Linked DNA regions of Homo sapiens: region 1 is linked to region 2. The links are chromatin contacts, found by Hi-C or POLR2A ChIA-PET in ENCODE. All regions are on one chromosome and are shown on one strand. The core of a region is the stretch at or near the end of the contact, and the rest is flanking DNA. Distances in the headings are between cores, read along the strand shown.

Region 1 (3,443 bases), core at 549-3,048, 970 kb after region 2:
AGGTCTGCATAAAAACTGAAGAAATAAAACTTGGTACAGTCTCACATCCTATCAAAGAATTGAGCAGAGCATTATAAGAAAAATATGCTACAGTGAAGAAAAGTTTGTACCAAGATGCAAGAATAGATTCTCAATAGGAAATCTATTAAAAGAACTCACCATATTGAAAGTTCAAGAAAAAGTCATAAATATCTCAACAGACATCAAGATGGCATTTAATGAGTTGATGGCCATGCACAATTTAAAATCAAATTAATCATTTTACTATGCAGCCATAAAAAATGATGAGTTCATGTCCTTTGCAGGGACATGGATGAAATTGGAAATCATCATTCTCAGCAAACTCTCGCAAGAACAAAAAACCAAACACCGCATATTCTCACTCATAGGTGGGAATTGAACAATGAGATCACATGGACACAGGAAGGGGAACATCACACTCTGGGGACTGTGGTGGGGTGGGGGGAGGGGGGAGGGATAGCATTGGAGATATACCTAATGCTAGATGACGAGTTAGTGGGTGCAGCGCACCAGCATGGCACATGTATACCTATGTAACTAACCTGCACATTGTGCACATGTACCCTAAAACTTAAACTATAATAATAATAAAAAAAGAAAAAAAAACAATAACAATCACTTTAAGCATAAAAAAATAAAGTTTTGTTTAAAATTAAAAAATTAATCATTTTATTTCAATAGATAGGTGAACACTTGCTCAACATGTTAAAAATATTATACATATTAAACCAAAGCCAGCCTTATGCTTAATTGTGAAATACCAGAAATATTTACATTAAAGGTACAAACTAGGTGAGGATTTCATCTAATACTACCGGTAAATGGTGGGGCTCCAATGTGAACACAGATCTGTTCTGTCTATTGTGGATAATGATTTCCAAGAAGAATCAAATCAATACATCAATCAATTCATCAATGATACTATTTTGTGAAAAGATAAATTAAAAACCAGTATTATATGTCTTTGTAACAAAACCCCAAAACCATGAAAACTTAGATTTGCATATTTATCTCATATTGATGTGTTTTTATATACACAGAAAAAAGTCTGAAAAATCACACACAAAGTTTTTACCATGATGAGAGAGAGGGGGAGCATTGCAAGGGAATATTAATTACTTTTTATTGTTTATAAAGTGTTTATATATTCTTTGAGGTCCCCCCACTTCCTGTCCCCAAGGGATGTGTATTACTTTCATAATCAGGAAAAATGACAAATTTCCAATATAGACAAAAAATTAAATGAGTCACATAGAAATATTAAGGCAATTATTACTTATGAAAATATTCCTATGGCACAAGTAGAAGCATGATTCCCCCACCAGTAAAGCCAAGAAAAATAATCTAAGGAGATGTTTTAATACTATTTAAAAATTCAAATAGTGGATACTTCTTTTGCAGACTCCTTTGAATAAAACAATACTTTCATCGAAATCTGTGTTCTCTTACGTTGATACGTTGATGAGTGTTTGAGAGATTATTTAAACGTTCTTTTCCCGGGAGAAAACCAAAGGCAAACTGTTGCCGTCCCGGCCCCCAGTCATCCCCTTCTGACCCCCTCCAGCCCAACTTCTGGTCTTCCTAACTCTTCCAGGAACACAGAAGCTGCTAGCTGGCAGGCCGAGGTTGAATTTGGCTCACAGTTGTATTTTGTTTGTCCTGCTGTAAATTACTGGTGTTAGTTGCCAATATTGGAGATTTGGGAAACTCCACAAGAAAATATCCAGTCTTCTTAAAAATCTGGAGACTCTGGTAGGGCTGACCCATAGTCTTGCCTGGGAATGGTCAGAGCCCCGGGCAAGTGCTGCTGGCTGCTTTACAGGAGGCCTCCAGCTCCTGGTGTCCTTGGTCCCCTGAAGGACTGCACCCTAGGGGAATGGATTTGTGCCTTACAAATCGTTACAAACCTTACAAACCTTTCAAAGCCTGCATCTAGCCCTCATCTGAAGTCATTAACCATTGACAAAGATGGATTGTGTCATCCTATTCGTGGAAATTTTTCATTTTATGAGAAAGCAAACCTATAAAAACATTTCTGCTCACATTTCAGGTACTAACCTGTCAAGAGATATACTGTTTTACCTGAAACAACACAAATCCCATAGTGGATGTGATCTTTTAAACAGTCACCTTTAGAAAATTCTGAGAAAGTAAAGCTTGCTTTTAAATCAAGTTGGGTTATAAGGCTTTTTCAATTAGAAAAACAGTCTAAGTAGTTTTTGGAGCCTTCTAGTCAACTCAGAACACCGTGCAATGCTGTCACCTTGTGGCTAAGTCCATGAAATAGCCCCAGCACCATTTCATGAAATCATGTTGCCATCTTGTGGGCTATTCTAAGACAGCATGACGTGTACTAAAGAGCTCAAAGGCCCGGAACTTAACTTGACTATGGAAATAGCCACCAAACGGTTCACAAGTGACACTAACAGTGGCTAATTATCTGTGGATAGCTGCAACATTACCAGTTCAATGTCTATGACGCCATAGAATCTTGGTGCTACAAACAAATGCAGATTTGTACCCAAGAGAGTTGAGAACCAGTTATCTTCGAGAATAAGAGAACGCAATCATGCATCTGAAATGGTTTGGATTAATGATTCTCGACTGTTTTTTGCTGGCTGCTTCAGAATCAACGGAGGTGCTTGTCAGAAACCCATGTCTTGGATTCCAGCTCAGAAACTCTGATTAAGTGTGTCTTGGGCTGATCTCCAATATCTGTATTTTTAAGAACCCATTTGGTGACTTGGTGAGCACTCTGATTCATGAACCTGGGTAACATGCCAGCTAGTGGCACTAGATTACATTCATCTGTGTGTTCAAAATTTGCTGAGTGTTTAGGTGCAGTGTGCTGAGTTAGTTTTGATTTCAAATTAAAGAGCCCTCATTGCTTCAAGATGTGCACTCTTAAATGAGGAGATACAAGCATGCAATTAAAGTAAGAAAGGCAATTTAGATTATGCGAGAGCGTCCAAAGGGTAGCAGAAGAGGGATCCCCACAAGTTTTCTCCAGTGAGAACACAGTGGCTTTCAAGGAACGTACTGTTGACCCTTGACAACACGGGTTTGAATTACATGGATCCACTTATCGGTGGATTTTTTTTTCACCTCTGCCACTCCTGAGACAATAAAACCAACCCCTCCTCTTCTTCCTTCTCCTCAGCCTACTCAATATGAAAATGAAGAGGATAATTTTTATAATGATCTACATCCACTTCCACTTAATGAACAGCAAATATATTTTCTCTTCCTTATGATTGTCTTAATAACATTTTTTTCTCTAACATACTTCATTGTAAGAATACAGTATGTAACACATACACAAAATATTTGTTAATCAACTGTATGTTATTGGTAAGGCTTTTGGTCAACAGTAGACTATTAGTATTTACATTTTTGAGGAATCAAAAATTATATGCAGATTT
Region 2 (3,588 bases), core at 1,085-3,584:
ATGACAAATGCTGGCACCTGGATCCTTGTGGAAGTCCTCACCCTGGAGAAAGGAGAGACTATCTGGCTCAGCCCCACAGGGGGGAGAGAGACCTCAGCTGGAAAGATGTGGACATGTCTGTCCCGGGGGAAGAGGTTAAAGGGCAGAGGGGATGTATGAATAACTCTTCTTTTTCCACTTATGAATATGCTCTGCCCAAACTGCTCATGATGTTAGACATGTCCACCTTCCATCCGACATAAGTGAGGGGGCCCTATCGGCACCTCCCTCCCGGATGTGATGGAATGCTTTGGAAACCATTAATCCTGGTGTCAGCAGGAGCCTATGGAGGAACTTGTAGTTAATATCCCCCACGAGCCAGGGAACGGGCTGAGAGGCAGACAGCTTACTTCCTTCTCCCTTTCGGCAGCAGAGTCATGGGCTGGCTCAGCAGGTCCGAGTTAGATCATTGGCAGAACCGGCTGGTGCCAACCTTTAAATTTTAGGGCTGCCTCTTCTATCCTGGTCAAGAGCTTCATTTGTTACATAATCATGTGTCTGTAGCTGCCCCATGGCCTCATAAAATGTGCAGCTTAACGGGGACGTTTTCTTCTTGCCTGAAGCTTTGGCCGTGGGGCCTTCAGTCCAGCCACAGCTGGCCTGAGCTGGGGACAATGACAGTTCACAGGATTCCATGTGCTCTCCCACTTCTCTGCTCATAAGTTTTCCCCATAAACCCAACTTTTTTAAAAAATGAGGATGACTCATATAAAGATATGATTTGTACCAGATTGGTTTGTAAATGCAACATAATCCCAAATAATTTTTTTATAATTTTTTTTAAAAATTTACCGTCTTTACCATTTTTAAGCCTACAGTTCAGTGGTGACTAATACATTCATATTCTTTCTCTCCCTTCATGCCTCCTTCCTCCTCCCCTTCCAGCCTCTGCTAACCACCAATCTACGCTGTCTCATGATACAGGTATGTGTGTCCTTTGCATGGCAATGCTAATATTGTTGCCACCACCTTCTCATACCAGTCTGACATTAATTCCTGCCCTTTAGTGACTGTGAGTTCCAGTCTTGAATGGGCATAGAATTTGTCACAGCGATAGCTAACAATTAGTGTTACTACATGCTGGGCACCATGCTAAGAGTTTTGTATGTATTAACTCACTTATGTAGGTCGGTGAAATTATCTTTTTTTTTCTATGCAGTTCACTTTTCTTTCCCCCAGAAAAGGAACCGAGGCACAGCGAGGTTAATAATTTTTTCAAGGTCACACAGCTATAAATGGCGAGACCAGGATTCAAACCTAGGCAGTCTTCCTTTAAAGGCATTAAACTCTATGCTGGTGATGAGCAGGTGGGTAGAGAAAAGGTTCAGGGATAAAAATAAAGTGGTTTCTTACATTTATTCCAAGATTTTAGCAGGTCAGCTGTGAGTACCAAACTTTCAGTGCTATGAGTGTCTGGGTGTTTTGGCTGGTTTGCTTGCTTTCTCTGTGTTCCTAGGTGTGCAAGTGGGAAGAGGGGGTGGGACACATCCTGCAGAGAGACCTGCCGTGCTCCCCACTGGAGACTGCAGCCTCCACTTCCCACAATCCCTTGCATCTTTGTCTCTAGTCTGTGGCCTGGCTTCCCCCAAGAAGACGTGTCTCATGAGATGTGGAAGGAGAGGGTGAACAGCATTAAGTGACACTGTTTCCACTGCTTCTGTGTGCTCGAGGAAGTGTTGGGTTTTCCTGTGACAACCGCAGCAGAGGTCCCAGCAGTGGGGAGGTGAGGGAGTTAGAGCAGGCTGTCTGGTGGCCCTGGTGCCAGCAGGTGAGACAGCGACCTCCTCATTACCTGGCTTCTCAATCAGGACCAAGGCAGCAGCTTGTCATTTGGGAGTCATTCCTGGAAGCTTAGCTCTGAGCCTACTCTACAGCCATTCCATCAGCTTTGCAAGGACGTAGGTCACTGTATTAAGTCCTTTTCTGTGTAAACTAGGTAGAGTGTTTCATGCTATTTGCAATTGAACCTGGTGATACAATAGGTTTTTGTTATTCGTGGTATTTAATGAGAGGTTTTTTTTCCTTTTTTTTAAAAAAAAAACATGATTGGTTCAGATTGAGCTCATGGTAAACTAAAGCCATCAGCTTTCTTTTCCCATAAATGTTCTTAGGATAGTCACCCCCATTGTGGGTGCATGCGATCCACCGAAGTTGCTTGCCCTGAGTCCATCAACCCAGCAGGTGAGGTCCTTTTGAGTTACTGTCTCAAAACGATGAAAACCACATTGTTCTCACTGCCAAAACCTTGTCCCATTGCTCCATGATGCTGTCTCCAGCTGGGTTTCTGCCAAGAGTTTTCTTGGCTTGTTCTCTGCTCCTGGAAAGGAACAGCCTGTCCTCCAGTGCTCTGGCCTCCTGGGGAGCCCATCAATGCCTCCACCTTCCTCTCTGTGTCTCTTGGAGGACCCCGGGGTTACTGCTCTGACACCCTTCCTCTCCCCCTCTTCTGAGGGCAGTCGTCCAAATTCCTCCAGGATCTGGCCTAGAAACACTTGCTCAGCAGCACATGGGCAGGGCCATTAGGTACAGTCGGGGTGCGCTGTCCCGCAAGGATTCCACTTAGAAGGGTGTCCATGCAGACTTGTTTCATGCTCAGACCTCCCAGTGGAGTGTGTGTGAGAAGTTTCACTATCACTGTATGCTTTTTAAACTGCAGCTGATAACCCTTTACTAGGGAAAAAAACTGATTTAGAGGACTGTGCCGCATTGACTATATAGAAGTTTGTTGTACATAGGAAAGGTTAATATTGTCTGGAGCATCTTTTGCTAGTTGTATGTGTATCAGTTAAGGTTCCACCAGGGAAACAGAACCAGTAGGAAATATAAATGAATAAATAATCATATATAAAACTTTTTTTTTTTTTTGAGGTGGAGTCTCTCTCTGTTGCCCAGGCTGGAGTGCAGTGGCATGATCTCGGCTCACTGCAACCTCCACCTCCCGGGTTCAAACGATTCTTCTGCCTCAGCCTCCCAAGTAGCTGGGATTACAGGTGTGTGCTACCATGCCTGGCTGATTTTTGTATTTTTAGTATAGATGGGGTTTCACCATGTTGGCCAGGCTGGTCTTGAACTCCTGACCTCAAGTGATCCGCCTGTGTCGGCCTCCCAAAGTACTGGGATTAAAGGTGTGAGCCAGCATGCCCAGCCTAAAACTCTTTCTATCTTAAAAAATATGTATGTGTGCATCTCCAAAAAAATTTACAGCAAGGAATTGGCTTGCCTTATTCTGGGATTGGCCAGTCAAGTCCAAAGTCCACAGGGCAGGAAGGAAGGGCAGCAGAAACTTTCCAGCACAAGTTGATGCTATCCCCAGGGAGAATTTCTTCTATTTCAGGGAAGCCTCTATTCTGCTCTTAAGACCTTTCAACTGATTCCACCAGGCCTGCCCATATTATCTAGGATAATCTTCTTTACTGAAAGTCAACTCACTATAGACTTTATATCACATCTCCAGAATACCTTCCCAGCTACACCCAGCGTAGTGTTTGACCAAATGGCTGGGCAGTAGCCCAGCCATGTTGACACATAAAACTGACCATCACAATATGT

The links. Hi-C counts contacts between places; a loop is a spot of excess contacts on that map. ChIA-PET counts read pairs that join two places held with the same protein, here RNA polymerase II (POLR2A). Pooled maps may share reads with other maps.
Region 1: a pooled map shows a loop between it and region 2 (4-fold over the local background). The contact joins two enhancer-like sites. A Hi-C loop is called at or near these places in 1 of 168 maps with a recorded cell type or tissue (heart left ventricle) and 2 of 50 pooled maps. POLR2A ChIA-PET finds 5 or more read pairs at or near these places in 1 of 52 experiments (Panc1).

Annotation. Positions count from the first base shown.
Region 1 is chr15:94,117,778-94,121,220 of GRCh38, forward strand. No RefSeq gene overlaps it. Among named protein-coding and RNA genes, the nearest start is that of LINC01581, 12 kb to the left of the region's middle. Within about 2 kb of position 1,799, at least 12 of the 41 ENCODE cell types and tissues checked have a DNase peak (open chromatin) inside an H3K27ac peak, as active enhancers do.
Region 2 is chr15:93,150,742-93,154,329 of GRCh38, forward strand. The region is part of intron 4 of LOC101927025 (a long non-coding RNA gene); the gene reads left to right. Among named protein-coding and RNA genes, the nearest start is that of RGMA, 63 kb to the left of the region's middle. Within about 2 kb of position 2,335, at least 2 of the 41 ENCODE cell types and tissues checked have a DNase peak (open chromatin) inside an H3K27ac peak, as active enhancers do.